4 separate regions of the Homo sapiens genome follow, and all the other regions are linked to region 1. Evidence: read pairs that join two places in POLR2A ChIA-PET (ENCODE). Cell type or tissue: HepG2. All regions are shown on one strand. Links, peaks and the distances in the headings refer to the core of each region. The heading gives the core; the rest is flanking DNA.

The links. ChIA-PET counts read pairs that join two places held together with the same protein. Peaks named below come from ENCODE experiments on the same cell type or tissue, not always from the same donor. Only the 100,000 strongest peaks of a DNase experiment are listed, where the experiment ranks them.
Region 2: POLR2A ChIA-PET joins it to region 1 with 9 read pairs; 2 of 35 experiments call an interaction of 5 or more read pairs at or near these places.
Region 3: POLR2A ChIA-PET joins it to region 1 with 5 read pairs; 2 of 35 experiments call an interaction of 5 or more read pairs at or near these places.
Region 4: POLR2A ChIA-PET joins it to region 1 with 6 read pairs; 7 of 35 experiments call an interaction of 5 or more read pairs at or near these places.

Annotation. Positions count from the first base shown.
Region 1 is chr22:31,812,572-31,817,786 of GRCh38, forward strand. It overlaps DEPDC5 (DEP domain containing 5, GATOR1 subcomplex subunit), which reads left to right. Exons shown (of 43, transcript NM_001242896.3): 21 at 2,421-2,641. It also overlaps the pseudogene RPL17P52. Among named protein-coding and RNA genes, the nearest start is that of DEPDC5, 61 kb to the left of the region's middle. In HepG2, for the core only: no CTCF peak of the experiment used is centred there; a DNase peak (open chromatin) is centred at 2,980.
Region 2 is chr22:31,909,072-31,914,286 of GRCh38, forward strand. No RefSeq gene overlaps it. Among named protein-coding and RNA genes, the nearest start is that of YWHAH, 33 kb to the right of the region's middle. RefSeq lists an enhancer at 3,098-3,597. In HepG2, for the core only: no CTCF peak of the experiment used is centred there; a DNase peak (open chromatin) is centred at 2,860.
Region 3 is chr22:32,581,712-32,586,926 of GRCh38, forward strand. The region is part of intron 7 of SYN3 (synapsin III); the gene reads right to left. It overlaps SYN3-AS1 (SYN3 antisense RNA 1), which reads left to right. Exons shown (of 4, transcript XR_001755503.2): 2 at 2,166-2,675; 3 at 3,788-3,935; 4 at 4,773-4,808. Among named protein-coding and RNA genes, the nearest start is that of SYN3-AS1, 9.4 kb to the left of the region's middle. In HepG2, for the core only: a CTCF peak has its summit at 1,540; a DNase peak (open chromatin) is centred at 2,350.
Region 4 is chr22:31,684,184-31,689,398 of GRCh38, forward strand. It overlaps PRR14L (proline rich 14 like), which reads right to left. Exons shown (of 9, transcript NM_173566.3): 8 at 3,973-4,044; 9 at 1-1,620. The coding sequence ends at 1,344. Among named protein-coding and RNA genes, the nearest start is that of PISD, 25 kb to the left of the region's middle. In HepG2, for the core only: no CTCF peak of the experiment used is centred there; a DNase peak (open chromatin) is centred at 1,688.

The DNA.
Region 1 (5,215 bases), core at 738-4,737:
CCACCACCACGCCCAGCTAATTTTTTGTATTTTTAGTAGAGACGGGGTTTCACCGTGTTAGCCAGGATGGTCTCGATCTCCTGATCTCGTGATACGCACACCTCAGCCTCCCAAAGTGGTGGGATTACAGGCGTGAGCCACCGCGCCCGGCCAATTTTCCAGATTTCTTTCTTTTTTTTTTTTTTTGAGTTGGAGTTTTGCTCTTGTTGCCCAGGCTGGAGTGCAATGGTGTAATCTCAGCTCACCACAACCTCCGCCTCCCAGGTTCAAGCAAGTCTTGTGCCTCAGCCTCCCGAGTAGCTGGGATTACAAACATGCGCCTCCACGCCTGGCTAATTTTGTATTTTTAGTAGAGACGGGGTTTCTCAGTGTTGGTCAGGCTGGTCTCGAACTCCCGACCCCAGGTGATCCACCCACCTTGGCCTCCAAAAGTGCTAGGATTATAGGTGTGAGCCACTGCCCCCGCCAGATTTCTTAACTCTGTAGCTTTAAGCGCAACTGAGTGGAAGAATATTATGTCTCTTAATTTTGTGGCAAATGAACTTAGAGTGACCACATGATTGTTTTCTGCCCTTTTCTCTCATCCAGTCCTACCTGAGAAGGCTTAGAGCTCAGAATTAAGTGCTGTCAGCAGCCTCTCTCCTATGTGTGGATGCTGCTTAGGGGCTCAGTAAGAGCTACTTAGGGGCTTTTCTTTGTAGTCTTTAAAAATGCTCTCATAGTTCAAGATTGATTTTCTTTTTCTAATTAAAGATGACAAGACCTGGTGGTACCCAGGTTGTGTGGTCTCTGAAGGCACAAATTGTGTCTTAATTGGTGCTACCTTCACACATGGCTAAGCGTATACTGGTGTTTAAATATTTACTGTGGAAAGAACAAACATGTAGTCAGCACTTGGAATCTGTTTTCAGGCTCCGTTTAAGCTCTTACTAAAAAAATCCTTCCAGGAGGAAAGGGAGCAGCTCTGATGCCAGAAGGGCAGCCCCGTTGGTGGGCTTGCTTTTTCGTTCTGAGCTTTTGCTTCTCTATAGGGCTTCTTTCTTTTTGATCCTTCTTCCTGTTGCTTTTAGAGGTTTTCCCCTTAGGGAATTTTATGTTTTAATAAGGCTATATATATATATATATATATGCATATATAAACTTTTATTAGGAAATGTTCAGACGTGCTCAAATAGAGAATAGTATCATGAACAGTTATCACCATGTTGTCAGCCTTGTTTCATGACCTCTCCCACGTTTAAATTTTGGATGGAATATTTTAAAAACAAATCCCAGGATTGGCCGGGCACAGTGGCTCACACCTGTAATCCCAGCACTTTGGGAGGCCAAGGCAGGTGGATCACTTGAGTTCAGGAGTTTGAGACCAGGCTGACCAACGTGGTGAAACCCCGTCTCTACTAAAAATACGAAAAAAGTACCCAGGCGTGGTGGTGGGCGTCTGTAATCTCAGCTACTTGGGAGGCTGAGGCAGGAAAATCACTTGAACCCAGGATGTGGAGGCTGCAGTGAGCTGAGATCATGCCACTGCACTCCAGTCTGGGTGACAGAGTGAGACTCCGTCTCACAAAAACAAACAAACAAAACAAACCCCAGGCAGCCTCTATTTTTTTTCAATAATACATACTTCAGCGTAAGTTTCTTTCTTTTTTTACATGTTATTTATTTATTTAGTGTCACCCAGCCTGGCACAAAGCTGATTAGTATATGTTTCAACAAATAAGAACTAAAAGAAAACCCATCACGGTACCATTATCATTGGTAACAAAATTAACACTAATCCCTAAATGCCCTCTAATAGCCAGTGCATAGTCAGTTTTTTGAATTGCCTCAAAAATGTGCTTTTGCAGTTAGTTTGAAATGGGACCTAAACAAGATCCACTTTTTGCATTTGGTTATAATGCCTTTTGTGTGTGTGTGTGACAGTAGAATGTCTTGCTTTCTACATTTGGCTGATTGTTGCCTTGTAGTGTTTCAGTTTTCCTCTATTCTGCAGATTCCCTGTAAACTGGCAATTATCTCTGGAAGCTTGATTAGATTTAGATTCAAATTTGAGGGCAAGTAGACTTCTTGGGCACTATGTTCTTTCTCCCACATCACATCATACCTCTCTTCTCATTCTGTTTTTAGTGATGAGAGATTAATCAGTGGGATTAGGTGGGGTCAGCCTGGAGCAGTCCTTTCTTTACAACTATGATCCTAGGACTTTGGCTGCATAATGTCTGTCATTTCCCCCCTCTCTTATATAACATCTCAAGCTGTTAAGGGTGAAGTACCGCATACAGGTTTCCCACTTGTAGATCACACTGGGGATTTTTGTTATTGGGTTCCATGTGGCTTGGGCTGGTGATGGGTTTTAGTTTTAACTCAAGGTAGGACAGCATCCCTCGCTTGATGGTAACTTTTTGTCTCTTGCCTGGCAGATCTGTGCGAGAGCGAGAGAGTCACAGTCGAAAGAGTGCCAGCTCCTGTGATGTTTCATCCAGCCCTTCCCTACCAAGCCGCACACTGCCCACTGAGGAAGTGAGGAGCCAGGCTTCTGACGACAGCTCCCTAGGCAAGAGTGCCAACATCCTGATGATCCCACACCCCCACCTGCACCAGTATGAAGTCAGCAGCTCCTTGGGATACACCAGCACTCGAGGTAAGAGTGCTGAAGCACAGACAGAGCCAGGGACATCTTTCTTAATATAGTGGGTGACTGGAGGTGGGAGGATTGGTCAGAGGTGGGGTGTAAATCCCACATCTTAATGATTTCTTTGCCAGTGCAGTAGGTACAAATCACTTTAGCTGTTAGCTATGTATATATTATACTTCTTTTTTTTTTTTTTTTTTTTTTGGTGACAGAGCACCTAGGATAAAGTGCAGTGATGCAATCACAGCTCACCTCAGTGCGGCCTTGAACTCCTGGACTCAATCGATCCTCCCACCTCTGCCTCCCAAGTAACTGGGACTATAGCATGCCACCACACCCAGCTGATTATCATATTTTTTTTTGTAGAGGTGGGGAAGTGCAGTGATGCAATCACAGCTCACCTCAGTGCGGCCTTGAACTCCTGGACTCAATTGATCCTCCCACTTCTGCCTCCCAAGTAACTGGGACTATAGCATGCCACCACACCCAGCTGATTATCATATTTTTTTTTGTAGAGGTGGGGTTTTACCATTCCCAGGCTGGTCTTGAACTCCTGGACTCGAGGGATCCACCCATTGGCCTCCAAAAGTGCTGAGATTACAGGCATGAACCAATGTTACCGCACCCTGCCTCTATTATACTATTTTTTGTTTAGCCTTTCTTCATCCATCATTTAACTGTATGCCTTTCCATATGTTAATGGAAAGCTTTTCTTAGGCCTAGGGTCAAAAGGGTTTATTTCCTTATGATTTCCATTTGTGCCATATATAAAACAACCTCTGTCTTAATGTTGCATTTTAGTTTCTCATTTACCGGTCGGGCGCAGTGGCTCACACCTGTAATTCCAGCACTTTGGGAGGCCAAGGCGGGTGGATCACTTGAGGCCAGAAGTTTGAGACCAGCCTGGTCAACATGGTGAAACGCCGTCTCTACTCAAAATACAAAAATTAGCTAGGTGTGGTGGCGGGTGCCTGTAATCCCAGCTACTCAGGAGGCTGAGGCAGGAGAATCACTTGAACCTGGCAGGCGTAGTTGCAGTGAGCCGAGATTCCACCACTGCACTCCAGCCTGGGTGACAGAGGGAGACTCCACCTCAAAAAAAAAAAAACAAAAAACTTTTTTTTTCACTTACCTGTTTTTTTTTAACTTTTATTTGCATTGATTTTGTACCGAATTTATTCCCATACTATCAGTTTTTGTTTCTTCAGTTTCTTTCTTTTCTTTTTTTTTCTTTTCTTTTTTTCTGAGACAGAGTCTTGCTCTGTTGCCCGGGCTAGGGTACAGTGGCATGATCTCAGCTCACTGCAACCTCTGCCTCCTGGGTTCAAGTGATTCTCTTGCCTTAGCCTCCCAAGTAGCTGGGATTACAGGCACACACCACCACACCAGCTAATTTTTGTTTTTTTAGTAGAGATGGGGTTTTGCCGTGTTGGCCAGGCTGGTCTCAAACTCCTGGCCTCCAATGATCCACCCACCTCGGCCTCCCAAAGTGCTGGGATTACAGGCGTGAGCCACCATGCCTGGCCTTGGGATATCTTTTTCTTCTGTGCAATGTCCTCTTCTGGTTTAGGAATAATTTATTCCTTTTCCATGAGGATCATCTTGGTTTCGCAGGGGGAGCTCATGTATGGGTTAATCTGACCATGAGCTCTTTACATCAGGCAGCACATCTTGGGTGCTTTGTTCACCTGGACATGCTCAATGACCAGAGGATCTGCACCTGAACCCTTAAGTTCGGCATGACTGTGCATTTTTAAGCATATGTAGCAATAATTCAGTACTCTTTTTTGGCCACTGACCCCGTGTGCAGCCGTGCTGTGTGGCCTGGGACCACCTACTATCTCCATCATTGTAATGTGGAAATGGTACACATTGTTTCTGTAAAGTGACATATTTCTTTCTTTCTTTCTTTCTTTTTTTTTTGTGATGGAGTTTCACTCTTGTCCCCCAGGCTGGAGTGCAATGGCGTGATCTTGGCTCACTGCAACCTCTGCCTCCCGGGTTCAAGCAATTCTCTTGCCTCAGCCTCCCGAGTAGCTGTGATCACAGGTGCCTGCCACCATGCCTGGCTAATTTTTGTATTTTTAGTAGAGATGGGGTTTCACCATGTTGGTCAGGCTGGTCTCGAACTCCTGACCTCAGGTGATCTGCCCACCTCAGCCTCCCAAAGTGCTGGGATTACGGGCGTGAGCCACCTTGCCTGGCCAAAGTGACATCTTTCATATACTTGGTGGCTTTTTATATATGCATACCCTTGATGGCCTGAGCAGTTTCATGGGTGGTTTCTTTTATTTGTTTGTTTTGAGACAGGTTCTCACTCTGTTGCCCAGGCTGTAGTGCAGTGGTACAATATTGGCTCACTACAGCCTCAACCTCCTGGGCTCACGTGATCCTCCCACTTCAGCCTCCCAAATAGCTGGGACTACAGGTGTGCACCACCACACCCGGCTAGTTTTTAAAGTTTTTGTAGGGACGGTCTCAATCTGTTGCCCAGGCTGGTCTCGAACTCCTGGGCTCAAGTGATCCTTCCACCTTGGTCTCCCAAAGTGCTGGGATTACAGGAATAAGCTACTGTACCTGGCC
Region 2 (5,215 bases), core at 832-4,831, 97 kb after region 1:
CACTGACCTCATGATCCACCCTCCTCGGCCTCCCAAAGTGCTGGGATTACAGGCGTGAGCCACCGCGCCTGGCCTGGGCACTGGATTTTACATCTGAGTCTCCACCTTCCTAGCTAGGCTCCTTAGTTACTTCACAGAACTTGAACTTATTTAGAACTTAAAACGTGGCTATGGATGCTGCATGTAATGATTTTGAGAGAATAGGTTTGTTAATATATGTGAAAGAGCCCTGGATAATTCCTGGAAATGGAGCAGGCCTTTGATAAAAACCTGTTTTCTTTTCCTTTTTCACCTTCCCTTTTCTAAGATATGTAAATCCCCTCATCTATGAAATGGGAAGCTATCTCCTTGGGTGGTTGGAGAATCAGAAGACACATGTAGCTGGGCACGGTCGGCCCACACCTGTAATCCCAACACTTTGGGAGACTGAGATGGGAGGATCACTTGAGCCCAGGAATTTGAGATCAGCCTGAGCAACATAGGAAGACCCCGTCGCTACAAAAAAAATGAATAAATAAAATAAAATAAATAAAAAATTAGCTTGGGGCCGGGTGCAGTGACTCATGCCTGTAATCCTAACACTTTGTGAGGCCGAGGTGGTCGGATCATGTGAGGTCAGGAATTTGATACTATCCTGGCCAACATGATGAAACCCCATCTCTATGAAAAATACAAAAATTAGCCAGGCGTGGTGGTGTGCACCTATAATCCCAGCTACTTGGGAGGCTGAGGCAGGAGAACCATTTGAACCCGGGAGATGGAGGTTGCAGTGAACCGAGATTGTGCTACTGCACTCCAGCCTGGGCGACAGAGCAAGACTCCGTCTAAGAAAAAACAAAAGTTAGCTGGACATGGTGGCTCACACCTGTCATCCCAGCTACGTGAGAGGCTGAGGTGGGAAGGTCGCTTGAACTCAGGAGGTCTGCAATGAGCTGTGATTGCACCACTGCACTCCAGCCTGGGTGACAGAGCAAGACCTTATCTCAAAAAAAAAAGGCCACGTATATGAAAGGTCTTACAAAAAGACAGTAAGCAAATGTCTGCTCTCAAACAGCTGAACAGCTGCTCTCACATTCCTGGATGGGAGTCTCCATTGTGCTCTCAAGCCATTGAGTGATGGTGCTGGACACAGCAAACGCTGGCCTGTTCAGATCACATACGAACTGAACAATCACTTGTGATCCTCAGTGTCCTGTGTGTGAGGCCAAAACTGCCCCTGCAATTGCCCAGCAGAAGGCCCACAGAATGATTTGGTGGAAGAAGGGGCGGCTGGTGCGTTAGGATGCTGGGTCACTCCCCCATCAGAGCGGGACCTCAAACTTTCCTGCCCATGAGCCCCAGTCTCCTTGCTGCCTACTTTCCTGATTCCTCCTCTCTCTGGTGGGCATCTCCTTCCACCCACTTGTCCAAGCCAGAATCTGGTAGTCAAACCCAGTGCCTTCCTCCTCCATCATCCTCCAGTCCTCCCATCCATTCATCCTGTCTCTTAGACTCATCCACCTTTTTGTAGGTACAAAGCTCAGCCCACAGGGAATCTGTGGGTTTGGTCAGACATGGAGGACATGTGCATGCCGATCAGAAGCCTATCACCAGATTATACAGGCCAGGTGCGGTGGCTCACGACTGTAATCCCAGCACTTTGGAAGGCCAAGATCATCTGAAGTCAGGAGTTTGAGACCAGCCTGGCGAACATGGTGAAACCCCATCTCTACTAAAAATACAAAAGTTAGGGCCGGCCACGGTGGCTTACGCCTGTAATTCCAGCACTTTGGGAGGCCAAGGTGGGTGGATCACCTGAGGTCAGGAGTTCGAGACCAGCCTAGCCAACATGGTAAAACCCTGTCTCTACTAAAAATACAAAAGTTAGGGCTGGGCGCAGTGGCTCACACCTGTAATTCCAACACTTTGGGAGGCCAGGGCGGGTGGATCAAGAGGTCAAGAGATCGAGACCATCCTGGCCGACATGGTGAAACCCCATCTCTACTAAAAATACAAAAATTAGCTGGGCGTGGTGGTGCGTGCCTGTAGTCCCAGCTACTCGGGCGGCTGAGGCAGGAGAATTGCTTGAACTCGGGAGGCAGAGGTTGCAGTGAGCTGAGATCACACCACTGCACTCCAGCCTGGGCGATGGAACAAGACTCTGTCTCAAAAAAAAAAAAAAAATTCAAAAACTAGCCAGGCATGGTGGCGGGCGCCTGTAATCTGAGCTACTCAGGAGGCTGAGGCGGGAGAATCACTTGAACCTGGGAGGCAGAGGTTGCAGTGAGCCGAGATCGCATCACTGCACTCCAGCCTGGGCGACAGGGAGACCCTGTCTCAAAAAAAAAAAAGGAAGGGATACATGATGTATGCCAGAGACACTGCGCAAATCTGTGAGGCCTTGCTGAAGCAGATAGCGAATACTGGGAGGGAATGCTGAATAGAAGCCATTTTACAGGCCTCTTCAGTTACCCAGAAAAGTTCAGAAAAACACAGAATAACAATGGTCACTCCATTGAGTGCTTCCTGTGTCCTGGGCAATGTGTCATACACCTTTTCATTGCATGATCTTTGTTGTTGTTGTTGAGACGAGATCTTGCTCTGTTGCCCAGGCTGGAATGCAGTGGCAGAATCTTGGTTCACTGCAACCTCTGCCTCCCAAGTTCAAGCAATTCTCCTGCCTCAGCCTCCCCAGTAGCTGGGACTACAAGGGCATGCCACCACATCCAGCTAATTTTTGTAATTTTAGTAGAGACAGGGTTTCACCATATTGGTCAGTCTGATCTCGGACTTCTGACCTCAAATGATCCACCCACCTCGGCCTCTCAAAGTGCTGGGATTGCAGGCATGGGACACTGCACCTGACTCATTGTATAATCTTATCAACATACCAGCTGAGGGGTGGAAGGCCCCAGGAAGTAGGGTCCACGCCCATACGCTAACAAACAGCTGGACTGGGAATCAGGTTCATGGGAATCAGCCCAGTCACCACCAACTGTGCTGCCCTCTTCACCTTTTTGTGGTGCTGTATCAATGAGATGCCACCCACTGCTCCATCCTGGGTTCCTGCCTGGGGACCCCTTCGTTCCTTTCAACTGACTGCCTTACGTGTATGGTGAATCTCTGCATGGGTACAGATGCAGTGTAACATGTAGACATGGCCTCATATACAGGTTCTCTGGTAGGGAATGGGCAGTGACTCAGTGACTTTGAGGCAGGACCAGTGGCCTTTCCTCCCTGCCAGGCTTCTATCTGGAAGGCACTGTGTGTGCCCTCTCTTCTGGTCTGCAGCTGTGGCTTCAGCCTGCAAGTGCTTCAGGCAGCTCCTGGCCTTCAGACTGTGCCACACACTTGCCCTAAACCTGGCCTGAAATGCCTGGGATGTAGCATTTGCATGTAGCAAAAGCTGGTGCCGAGTACTGAGTCCTACCAGCCTTCAGATTTGACCTCCATCTGCTTCTCTGGCTGCAGCAAGATTCCTGTTTCCTCAGTGAATCAGCACATAGTCCTTCCAACAAGAAAATCTCTTTTCCCATGGGGATGAGGGGAGATGGGGAATTGCTATGCAATCTCTGGAAAAGTCTTTTCTCCCTGAGCCCCAGAATTTTCATCTGAACTCATCTGGGAGAAACATTGGGGACCATAAGATTATATATAGACTTTTTCCTTTCTCAACCAACAGGATGGATGAGTGCTGAGGGGGGAATTCCAGTCTGTTTCAGTCCCACAGTTGCCACTGGAACGCAATTTCTTGCCTCTTCTCTGTGCTCTTTTTTTTTTTTCTCTCAGAGATACAGGGTCTCCCTCTGTTGTTCAGGCTGGAGTGCAGTGGCACTATCACAGCTCACTGCCACCCTGAACTCAGTCTCAAGCAATCCTCTCAGCTCAGCCCCCCTGAGTAGCTGGGACTACAGGCGTGCACCACCACGCCCAGCTAATTAAAAAAAAAAAAAAAAAAAAAAAAAAAAGGCCTGGCGCAGTGGCTCACGCCTGTAATCCCAGCACTTTGGGAGGCCGAGGTGAGTGGATCATGAGGTCAAGAGATCGAGACCATCCTGGCCAACATGGTGAAACCCCGTCTCTACTAAAAATACAAAAATTAGCCTGGCATGGTGGCAGGCACCTGTAATCCCAGCTATTTGGGAGGCTGCGACAGGAGAATCACTTGAACCAGGGAGGCGGAGGTTGCAGTGAGCCGAGATCATGCCATTGCACTCCAGCCTGGGCGAAAAGAGCGAAACTCCGTCTAAAAAAAAAATATTATAGAGACGGGATTCTTGCTATGTTGCCCAAGTAGTCTCAAAATTCTGGCCTCAAGAGATCCTCCTGCCGATCGAGACCATCCTGGCTAACACGATGAAAAGCCGTCTCTACTAAAAATACAAAAAAAATTAGCCAGGCATGCTCGTGGGCACCTGTAGTCCCAGCTACTCTGGAGGCAGAGGCAGGAGAATGGCGTGAACCCAGGAGGCAGAGCTTGCAGTGAGTCAAGATCACACCACTGCACTCCAGCCTGGGCAACAGAGCAAGACTCCGTCTCAAAAAAAAAAAAAAAGAGATCCTCCTGCCTCAGCGTCCCAAAGCACTGGGATTACAGGCCTGAGCCACCATGCCTGGCTGTCTCTCTGCTCTATGCTTTTTTTTTTTTTTTTTTTTTTTGAGACAGGGTCTCACTCTGTCACCCAGGCTGGAGCACAGTGGCACAACCTTGGCTGACTGCAACCTGCACCTCCCGGGTTCAAGCGATTCTTGTGCCTCAGCCTCCTGAGTACCTGGAGCCACCATGCCTGGCTAATTTTTGGTTTTTTTTTTTTTGTGGAGACAGAATTTTGCCATGTTAGCCAGGCTGTTCTTGAACTCCTGGCCTCAAGTGATCCTCCCACCTCAGCCTCTCAAACTGCTGGGATTACAGGTGTGAGCCACTGTGCCCAGCCTCTAGTGAGTACTTCTAAAAAACCTACAATGCTCAGGATAGACCTTACAGCAAAGAATTATCCAGCCTCCAATGTCAATCGTGTCAGCTTCAGACACCATGAACTAGACTGTGGTCAGGTAAGAGGCTTAGACGGGGGGACTCCCTCCCTCCTGTGACTTTGGAAGAAGAGGCACCTGTCACTTGCCCCTTCCTGTGATCTGAATCCAATGGCAGCCCCATCGTCAATCTATAGGAATTACTCTTGCTGGGTTCCAAGGCCAGAGTGGCTAAGAAGCCTGCTTAGAGGCTTCCAGCAAGTTA
Region 3 (5,215 bases), core at 637-4,636, 770 kb after region 1:
TAAGGAGTCTGGATATTGGAGACCCCAGATAATTGATTCTTTTTTTCTTTTTCTTTTTCTTTTCTTTTCTTTCTTTCTTTCTTTTTTTTTTTTTTTTTTTTTTGAGACAGAGTCTCACTCTGTGGCCCAGGTTGGAGTGCGGTGGTGTGATGACAGCTCACTGCAACCTCCGCTTCCTGAAGAATTGAAGCAATTCTTCTGCCTTGGTCTCCCAAGTAGCTGGGACTACAGGCGTGCACCACCAAACCCGGATAATTTTTATATTTTTAGTAGAGATGGGTTTTCACCATGTTGGCCAGGCTGGTCTTGAACTCCTGACCTTGTGATCCACCCATCTCGGCCTCCCAAAATGCTGGGATTATAGGCGTGAGCTACCACACCCGGCCTGAGAATTGATTGTTATAAAAGAATCTGGAAATCAGGCTTCCCTGGCTGGGGCTAAGTTGTGACTTCTCTTGCAGGATGGCCTCGAACTCCCAGCCTGGGCTTCTGACTCATGGTAATGCCTGGTCCCTTGGGCATCTGAGTTTGCATCCCTTGGTCAAAACCAGTGGTTATGCAGAACAGCCTGCAAATCACCTGTGCATTTTGTTAAAATGTAGATTCAGAGTTGGCAGGTCTGGAAACAGGTCTGCATTCTCCCTTTTTTTTTTTTTGAGACCGGGTCTCACTCTGTTGCCCAGGCTGGAGTGCAGTGGTGTGATCACAGCTCACTGCAGCCTCGACTTCCCAGGCTCTAGTGATCCCCCTACCTCAGCCTCCCAAGTAGCTGGGACCACAGGCACATGCTACCACAACCAGCTAATTTTTATTTATTTATTTATTTAATTTTTGTAGAGACGGGCTGGGGGTGGGGGTGGGTCTCACCATGCTGCTTAGGTTGGTCTTGAACTCCTAGACTCAAGTGATTCTCCCATCTCAGCCTCCTGAAAACTTCTGGGATTACAGGTGTGAGCCACTGTGCCCAGCCTATGTTCTGCATTTTTAAGGGGCTCCCAGGTGATACGGATGCTGCCAGTACTTCCATAGGGCACACTGAGCAGCAAGGCTACCGAAGAGCTCAGGACCGTCTGACTTCAGGGCCCATTGCCCAGATCATCTGAATCGGTGCCCTTGGCTGCTGATCCATTATCTGTTAGAGTGGCCAGGGGCCTCTAGGTCCTTCTCTTCAGCTGTTAGCAGCCTCCTCCATCGACCTGCTGAGTTGTATAGCTACCACTCTTTTCTAGGAGTGTCATGACGTGAACAAGGCTGAGCAGCATTCACTGGCCCATCACAGTGCCTCCTTTGTCTTCCAGCTTCACCCCTGGAGGACAGAGCTATTGGTATGGAGGTCTCCTGGGGGTGAAGACCAAGAGTCAAGCAAGAGATCAGGGTCTGCCGCTAGTGTCCTATTGATCTGGAGGCTTAATGGAGGCAGATGTTTGTATTTTAGAAAGCTGCTTCCCCTACCCCCAACACATGGACAGACACACACCCCAAAATGTAACAAACCCATTGTCTGCATCATCTGTGGTCTTCCTGGAAAACAAGCCTGCCATGGCCACCTGTCGGCAGTGATGCCAACTGCTCCCCGGTACAGCTATTTCCAAGATTCCAGAGATGTGGCTGGTTTCACTTCCAGGAAGCTTGCTGGAAGACTGCCCTGTGCCCCACGCCTCAGTAGGGCAGGGGGCCTCCCCTGGTTTTAGGATCATGCTTCTCCTGCCTGCTGATGGTAAGAATGGGCTGTGCCTGAGCGTTTTGGCTAGAGAAGCCCTCAGCAGACATATAGGCTGTGTTCCAAAAGGCCTGGCAGAACTCTCTGGAGTCTTACCTCCCCTGGCATGGATGCCAGAATCAGTGGGAAGAACGTGTGCGTGTGATATGCAGCCCTGTGCAAATCATTTCTCCTCTTTGATCTCTGCTTATCTCATCTGTAAAATGAGTATCATTGAAACGGTCCTCACAGGGATAACAAAAATTACATCCTGGGTCCTGTGCAGAAATATAGTTCTATTAAGCACTAATCAGGCCACACTTTGGCCCACTTCCTTGTAACTGAGAGTCAGGTAGCACTAGATACTGACCATCTGCATCCTCATTGTTCCTATACCTAGGATTTCTAACCTTAGAATCATAGGTTTTTGTTTACGAATTGATTTATATCCCCATTGTTCCTATAGCTACGATCAGTGACCATGGACTCATAAGGCTTTTGTTTAAGAATTGCCTAAGATGTTCTTCAGATCCTGAATTCCAGCAGGAAAGCTAATGCCAACCAGTTTGAAAACAACCACAGAGGAATCGAATCAGCACGAGAATGCAGTTTCTTCATTTCCCTGTCCCATGACTTTACTCTGCACTCTTTGACCAATCAATAATCCTGGACCTTGGCCCACTTCAAACCCCTTGAAATCTCTAGCTCCAACTCCCTGGAGGGGTGGATTTGAGGTTTCCTCCTGTTTCCTTGTTTGGCTGCCGTATGATTATTAAACTCTTTCTTTGCTGCAATCCCTGTTGCCTTGGTTTATTGACTTACTGTGCATCGGGCAAACAAACCTATTATGATGACATCATGACGCAATATCCACCTCAAAGGACTGCTGGGAGCCTCAAAAATTTACAAATTTGTGAATTGTATGTGACTGTCTGATGCCGGGGAGCAGCAAGGAGCTTTTGGTGATTGGAGTGCGGTAAATTATAATGTTCCCCACCCCACCGGGTGATGTGTGCCCCACTTCTGTCTGAGGGTCTCTTAAGGGGAAGAATTCTCTGGCCTTTGTTAGATGCAGTGTCAGGATGGCTCAACAGACATGACCAGGAAAACAGAGAAAAGAAAAAAGGAAATCTTATTGCTTTTCAATGTCTGTCAGTTAAAAAAAATTGATATTCTTTGTTTTTCATGGAGGGGTCCTCTGCATCAGTGCTCATAAGAACAGACAATTTATTTCTTCCAAATGAGTCTGTTCCTGGGCCTCTGTCCCTCTTGACAAAATGGGGCTTATAGATGGTGTACACTGTCTTTAAAACACAGTGCCAGAGGGTGGTATTCTTTCTTTCTTTTTGTTTAAATCATTCTTTTGAAATGAATGTTCTTGGTTTTGGCTTCAGGCCTGGTGTGAGATCAGTTGACCAAAACACAAGAGCAGTTCATATGCAAAAGGTCAGTGCTGGTCTCAAAGGTACTGACATGTTTCTTGGGTGGGGCCTTGTGAAATTCTTTATAAATAAACTCTCTAATTAAGTTGGCTCCTTGCCTTGTACTGGGAAGAGATGATTACACCAGGGTGTTCCTGAGGGTCCCTGGCAGCAAGCAGAACAGGGCTGTCAATCTCAGTCCAAATTCTGCTTCACCACTTACCTGTGACCTTGGGCAGAATGACTCTTGGCACCTCTATAAAACAGGGATCAGAAATACCTCTGAAATACCTCTGAAGGTTAGAGGAGATGCACAAGGCACTCATCGTGGTGTACGGGCACTTGGGAATTGTTACTATCCTCCTTCTCTTTCCTTATTCATCCATGTAATCTGCTCTGAGCTATCCCAGAGAAGCAGAGGCCCAGGGAAGTTAAGAAATTTGCTGAAGGTCACAATGCTGGCAAACAGTTGAGCCAAGCTCAGAACCCCAGCATCAGTTGGTTTTCCCCAGCGCCAGTCTAAGCCCAAAGCCCATACTCTCTTTTGCTTATCTCCCCATCTCCTATTTCTATGAAGCTTTAGACTTTCTAATGCACTTTTATTCACTAGCTCTCCCAAGTGATTGGGTGAGGAAAATCATGAAATAAGGGAAAATTGCATTTACAGGTTTAAGTGACTGGCACTGGTGGTTACTGCTGGCCCCAGGGAGTGTGAGGCTAGCAGGATGACCCAGATTTCCCAAACCAGGCCAGGGCTCTTTCCAGTGAACCAAGGATGATGTGAAGATGCAGGAGGTGGCAGAGGAAGATCTCAGGTAGAGGTCTTAGCTTTAAGTTCTTGTAAGAAAAATGACTTCATGATCTAGATGGTCCTGCCTTCAACAGGTGAACATTGGGTTACACAGAGAAGCAGGATGACTGTTTCAGTTAGCTCTGCTTACGCCTAGAATCACAGCATTTTAGCTTTCAAAGGCAGGAAGCAAATTTAAGGACTCTTTACAAGATGGGCATGTGTGTCTTTTATATGTATATATACGTATATAGACATATATACGTATATATACGTATATATGTGTATGTATACATATATGTGTATATACGTATATGTGTATGTATACATATATGTGTATATACGTATATATGTATATATGTATGTATACGTATATATGTATGTATGTATACGTATATATGTATGTATGTATATATGTATATGTATATATGTGTATATGTATATATGTATACATGTATACATGTATATATGTATATATGTATACATGTATATGTATATATGTATATGTATGTATATACATATACACATATACACACAAACACATGCACACACATGCAAATATACACATGCAGTTGATTCTCATTATTAATGCTAGTTATGCCTTATAAAGTTGCAGTGAACACTGAATAAGTGAATACTGACCCATTGCTCCTAGGAGAAATACAGAGTTAAGTTCCTTTAAGCCTCTGGTCACAATATTTTCATCCAGTGATTAATATATAAACTTGTGTTATGTGTGTTTCTGCTGAAAGACATTTTAATATATATTGTTGATTCATTGACATTAAACTCAATGCCAATGGTACTGTATAACTCATGCCTAAATGAAACTTATCTAACACATCTATTTTTTTCCATAAAGAATATCACTTAGGAAGACTAGACAGCACTTCAGCACTACACTTCGAGGGCATTTTAAACAGTGAAATCATCAACAAAAAGCACAAAAATGCATAAGTGTGGCACCAAATAGACTGCAAGAAGGACACTTGTTTACGGTTTGAGAGCTGAAACCAGGAGACAGAGTGTTATCTTATTTGACTCAAATTTTTCACCACTCTGAGCAGGTCCGTGAATGGCCACAAAACTGCTGCGAGATTTCATTTTGGGGCTACAAAGGAATTTTTGCAAGTAGATGAATTGGCAAACATGGAGTCTGTGAATGATGAGGATGGACTGTGTATGTTGCATTTGTGGAGAGGACAACTTCATTGCAGAGGATGTGTAAAGGGAGCACAGTGCCTAAAGTCTTCATTAAGGTGTAGGGGACTGATGTATCCCCTCCCGAGGGCCCACTGTGCTCAA
Region 4 (5,215 bases), core at 1-4,000, 130 kb before region 1:
GCCCACAGACTCCTGCAGGCACAAACCCAGAAACTCGGCTAACTCCAGCATTTGACAGTTCCGGTAGATGTGACGTAGGAGCCCAGAGTACAATGAGGTGGCCCTCAAAGAAGGCTGGCTGGGGATTTTTGAGATCCCACTGCAGGAACACATCTCTGGGTCTGAAACATGACCCCGACTCTCTCCCCACACTTGAAGCGGGCTGCCTGGAAAGCCACAAATACTGTGGGTCAGCCTGTATCACTGCCCAAGCCGTTGTACTCAATTTTGTTACCTAACACCATTTCAGATAAAAACCATTAAGACCACACCCAACCATAGTAGTTTTTCAATGATCGGGAGAGAAACCTGCTCTTACTTAAATCACTAAAATAAATACATGTATTTGGTGGGCAAGAATGAGAACCCAGATGAAAAAAAGTGCTCCCTCTAATGAGTTACACTAGAAGCTGGAGATGGGGAAGGGATTGCCTGAAACACATGAATAGGAAAAATGTCTCTTCCATGCAGCGATCAACTGGGTCAAATGCCTATCATGTATTCTTAAGACATGTATTGTTTTTCTCCTTAAAAAAATGTTTTAAAATCACATTTAAAGGCTCCACACATGCAGCAATAATAGTACAAAAACAACAACAAAAAAGAAAATAAAACAAATGAAAATAATCCACACCACAACATTAAAAAGTGCAACTTACTTCGAATGGGGCCTGGACGGGCTCCTCTGGCACTAGTGACCCAGTCACAGAGGGGAGAAAACGATGGGAAAAAGCCACACACACACAAACACTCTCACATACACTCACATCAATAGGTCCTGGGCAGACAAAAGATAAGAAAACACAACAGCTCATCTTTCCTCAACTACTGAAATGAGCCAGTGAGACCACACAGGACAGGACGCCAGGTCCCCCTCCCTAGGCCACGTTTCTAATAATCTTGGTCTAGCACCACCGTAAACAAAGCGGAACTTTCATATGGACGTGCAAATCCTGTGTGTCCTTGGAATCCTAGTGTTACTGAAGATAGGCTGCTGCTTCCTCCTGTGGATGGCAGAGACTGAGGAGGTGGCTGGATGTCGTTCAGGTCCATTTCCAGGAGAAAGGGAGCATTCCTGAGGTTCTATACTCAGCAGTAAAAGTAGAGGACCCTCCTTCACCAGTTTCTAAAAAGGTTGCACCTTGAAATAGGTAAAAATTCATGGACTGTGCATTTTTGAGTGGTTTGGCGGTAGGGCAAAATTAGGCAACCTTTTCCAAGGAGGTCCAAAAAAAAAAAAAAAACCCAAAAACAAAACAAAACAAAAAAACCCTAAAATTGAGACCCTCAAACTGAATCGCTTCTCAACAGCCTGATGATTGTTCCTGCTCCTCTTCCTTGGCAAAGAAGGTCTCCAGTTCCATTAGTTTCTGTATCAAAAGAGCATCCAGCTCTCGACTCTGCACAGCTGCCTTCTGGGCCCTGGTAAAGCTGCCTGCCACCTTGACTTTGCCTCGAGCTCTCCTCTTTCGCGGGACTGTAAAATCCTGAAATTCTAGAACTCGCTTCCTCTTCTGTTGGCTGATTGAGATTAGTGTACCATTTCGTTCCTTGGGTTCCTCAAAGATGGTCTCTAAACACCTAAGGATGAAGCACGAAACAATCACCAACAGACTGACTCACATGGCCCATCCTGTCAACAGGGTCAGGATGTTGACGCTGGGTCAACAACCCTTCTAGTCAACAGGGACTGAAAGCTACTTGCGCCAACTCTTTTTCTTTTTTTTGTGAGACAGAATTTCACTCTTGTTGCCCAGGCTGGAGCGCAATGGCATGATCTTGGCTCACTGCAACCTCTGTCTCCTGGGTTCAAGCGATTCTCCTGCCTCAGCCTCCCAAGTAGTGGGGACTACAGGTATGTGTCACTATGCCAGGTTAATTTTTTTTTTTTTTTAAGATGGAGTCTTACTCTGTCACCCAGGCTGGAGTGCAGTGGTGTGATCTCCGCTCACTGCAAGCTCCGCCTCCCAGGTTGACGCCATTCTCCTGCCTCAGCCTCCCAAGTAGCTGGGACTACAGGTGCCCACCACCACGCCCGGCTAATTTTTTTTTTTTTTTTGTATTTTTAGTAGAGACAGGGTTTCACTCTGTTAGCCAGGATGGTCTTGATCTCCTAACCTCATGATTCGCCCGCCTCGGCTTCCCAGTGCTGGGATTACAGGTGTGAGCCACTGCACCCAGCCCTGACTCATCTTTAAAAAAAAAACTTTTTTTTTGAGACAGGGTCTCACTCTGTTACTCAGGCTGGAGTGCAGTGGCACAATCACAATCACAGCTCACTACAGCCTCGACATCCTGGGCTCAAGCTATCCTCCTACCTGAGCCTCCCACGTAGCTGGGACTACAAGCATGTACCACCATGTCTGGCTAATTTAAAAAGAATTTTTTTTTTGTAGAGATGGAGTCTTGGTATATTGCTCAGGCTGGTCTCCAACTCAAGGGCTCCAGTGATCCTCCCTCCTTGGCCTCCCAAAGTGGTGCGATTACAGGCATGTGCCACTGTGCCTGGCTCTGATTCGTTTTTTTTAAATGGTTACACAGTATATTCCATTATAAGGAATTAATTATAAGTAATTGTACAAATGTGTTAGAGCAGACATACAAAATCTTAGGATAAAATCCTACAATTCTCCTTCTATATTCTAGAAACAGTGGGCATTTAATAAATGTTCACTGACTTGAATTGAATTCAGACCTAAGTGAAACTCTTCCTGTATTTCGGTTTACAATCATATCTGAAAAATCAATGATTATCAGTCCTGAAGTCAGCATATTTGGTAAAAATACAAACACAAACTACTTGTTTATACTTCTTTTTTCTTTTTCATTTTTGAGATGGAGTTTCGCTCTTGTTGCCCAGGCTGGAGTGCAATGGCGCGATCTCGGCTCACTGCAACCTCCACCCCCCGGGTTCAAGCGGTTCTCCTGCCTCAGCCTCCCGAGTAGCTGGGATTACTGGTGTGTGCCACCACGCCTGGGTAATTTTGTATTTTAGTAGAGACAGGGTTTCACTGTGTTTGCCAGGCTGGTCTTGAACTCCTGACCTCAGGTGATTTGCCCGCCTTGGCCTCCCAAAGTGCTTGAATTACAGGTGTCAGCCACTGCACCTGGCTGAGACTACATTTTCTTTCTTCTTTTTTTTTTTTTCTGAGACAGAGTCTAGCTCTGTTGCCCAGGCTGGAGTGCAGTGGTGTGATCTTAGCTCACTGCCATCTCCTCCTCCCGGGTTCAAGCAATTCTCCTGCCTCAGCCTCCCAAATAGCTGGGATTACAGGTGTGAGCCACCATGCCCGGCTAATTTTTTGTATTTTTAGTAGAGACAGGGTTCACCATGTTGGTCAGGCTGGTCTCGAACTCCTGACCTCGTGATCCACCCGCCTTGGCCCCCCAAAGTGCTGGGATTACAGGCGTGAGCCACCGTGCCTGGCTACATTTTCTTTACGTAACCCAATACACTTTATTTCCTATCCTATTACTGACCCTAATTCAAGTGCTGCAATTGAAAATACCAATTCTAGCTATTTATAAAACCCAATATTGGCCGGGCGCGGTGGCTCACACTTGTAATCCCAGCACTTTGGGAGGCCAAGGCAGGCGGATCACGAGGTCAGGAGATCGAGACCACGGTGAAACCCTGTCTCTACTAAAAATACAAAAAATTAGCCGGGTGTGGTGGCGGGCGCCTGTAGTCCCAGCTACTCGGAGAGGCTGAGGCAGGAGAATGGCGTGAACCCAGGAGGCGGAGCTTGCAGTGAGCCGAGATTGCGCCATTGCACTCCAGCCTGGGCGACAGAGACTCTGTCTCAAAAAAAAAAAAAAAAAGACCCAATATTGGTACAACTGAACATAAACTCTTTCTAAAGTGAAAGGGCTGGAGATTCACATCAATCATTTCAAATTCTTCCCTTTTATTTCCCAGCTATAAGTACCTACCTGTTTGCAGGAGGAGATTTATAATTCTTGTTGGTATATATCTCTTCTAAACTAAACTCCTTCTTCTTTAACCTGAAAAGAAATAAGGAAAAAAATTCTTCAGGTTCTCTCTCTCTTTTTTTTTTCAGAGAAGGTCTTGCTCTGTTGCCCAGGCTGAAGGGCAGTGACATGATCATAGCTCACTGCAGCCTTAAACTCTAGCCATCCTCCAGCCTCAGCCTCCTGAGTAGCTGGGATTACAGGTGTGTGCCACCATGCCAGGCTAGATTAAAAAAAAAAAAATTAGGCATGAGCTACTGTGCACAGCCTCATGTTCTCCTAAGATGGAAGAGACTTATTTCCCAATGCTATCCTTTTCGTTTGCTCCAACCTGTCTGTAATATGTTTTAGATGTGTCTCATGCAAACAATATGTACTGGATTTTCTTTTCCAGGGTACCAACCTTCAACTTTATGTAACTGAGCCCATTCATACTTACTGGGAATGATATATTTAGATTTATATATATTATTTTTCATAGATTTATATCTACTTTACAGCTGTTGTTTGTGCTGCTTTGCAATGTTTCTTTTTGTGAACTGACTGTTCTTTTTTTTCTATCTCCCTCCACTGACTAGAAAACTATATATTCTGTTCTTTTTTGTTTTTTTCTTTTTTAGAGATGGGGTCTTGCTCTGTTGCCTAGGAGTCTGACACTGGGTACAGCCTGGGTGACAAAGACCCTGTCTCTTAAAAAATATATACATACACACACACACACACACACACACAAAAACCCTTCACACCTATCAATTATACAGTAACCCTGAGGTACAGCTTGAATAGTAAAAGCAGGCCATATGCTTGCTTTTTTCCTTTTATTACCAATTTCCAAAACAATGAATTGGTTCCCCAGTATCTTCCAAAGATGGCCAATGGTTTTAAATTTTTTAAAGTATCATTATTAACTATTGGGTTTATATTTGATATGTTTTAATCTATTGAACTTATTATTCTTTTGAGTCTCATCTGTGGCCAGAGGTAATCTCTTCAAACTGGTTCTTGAGAGCCAGGCATGGGGGCTCCCAACAGTAGTCCCAGTTACTTGGGAGACTGAGGCAAGAGAATTGTTGAGCCCAAGAGTTCGAGACCAGCCTGGGCAACAAAGCAAGACGCTGTCTCTATACAAAATTAAAAAATAAAGAAAAAACTGGCCCTGAATCCCTTTGACATGACCCTAGGAGTCTCTGAGAGCTTTGCTACC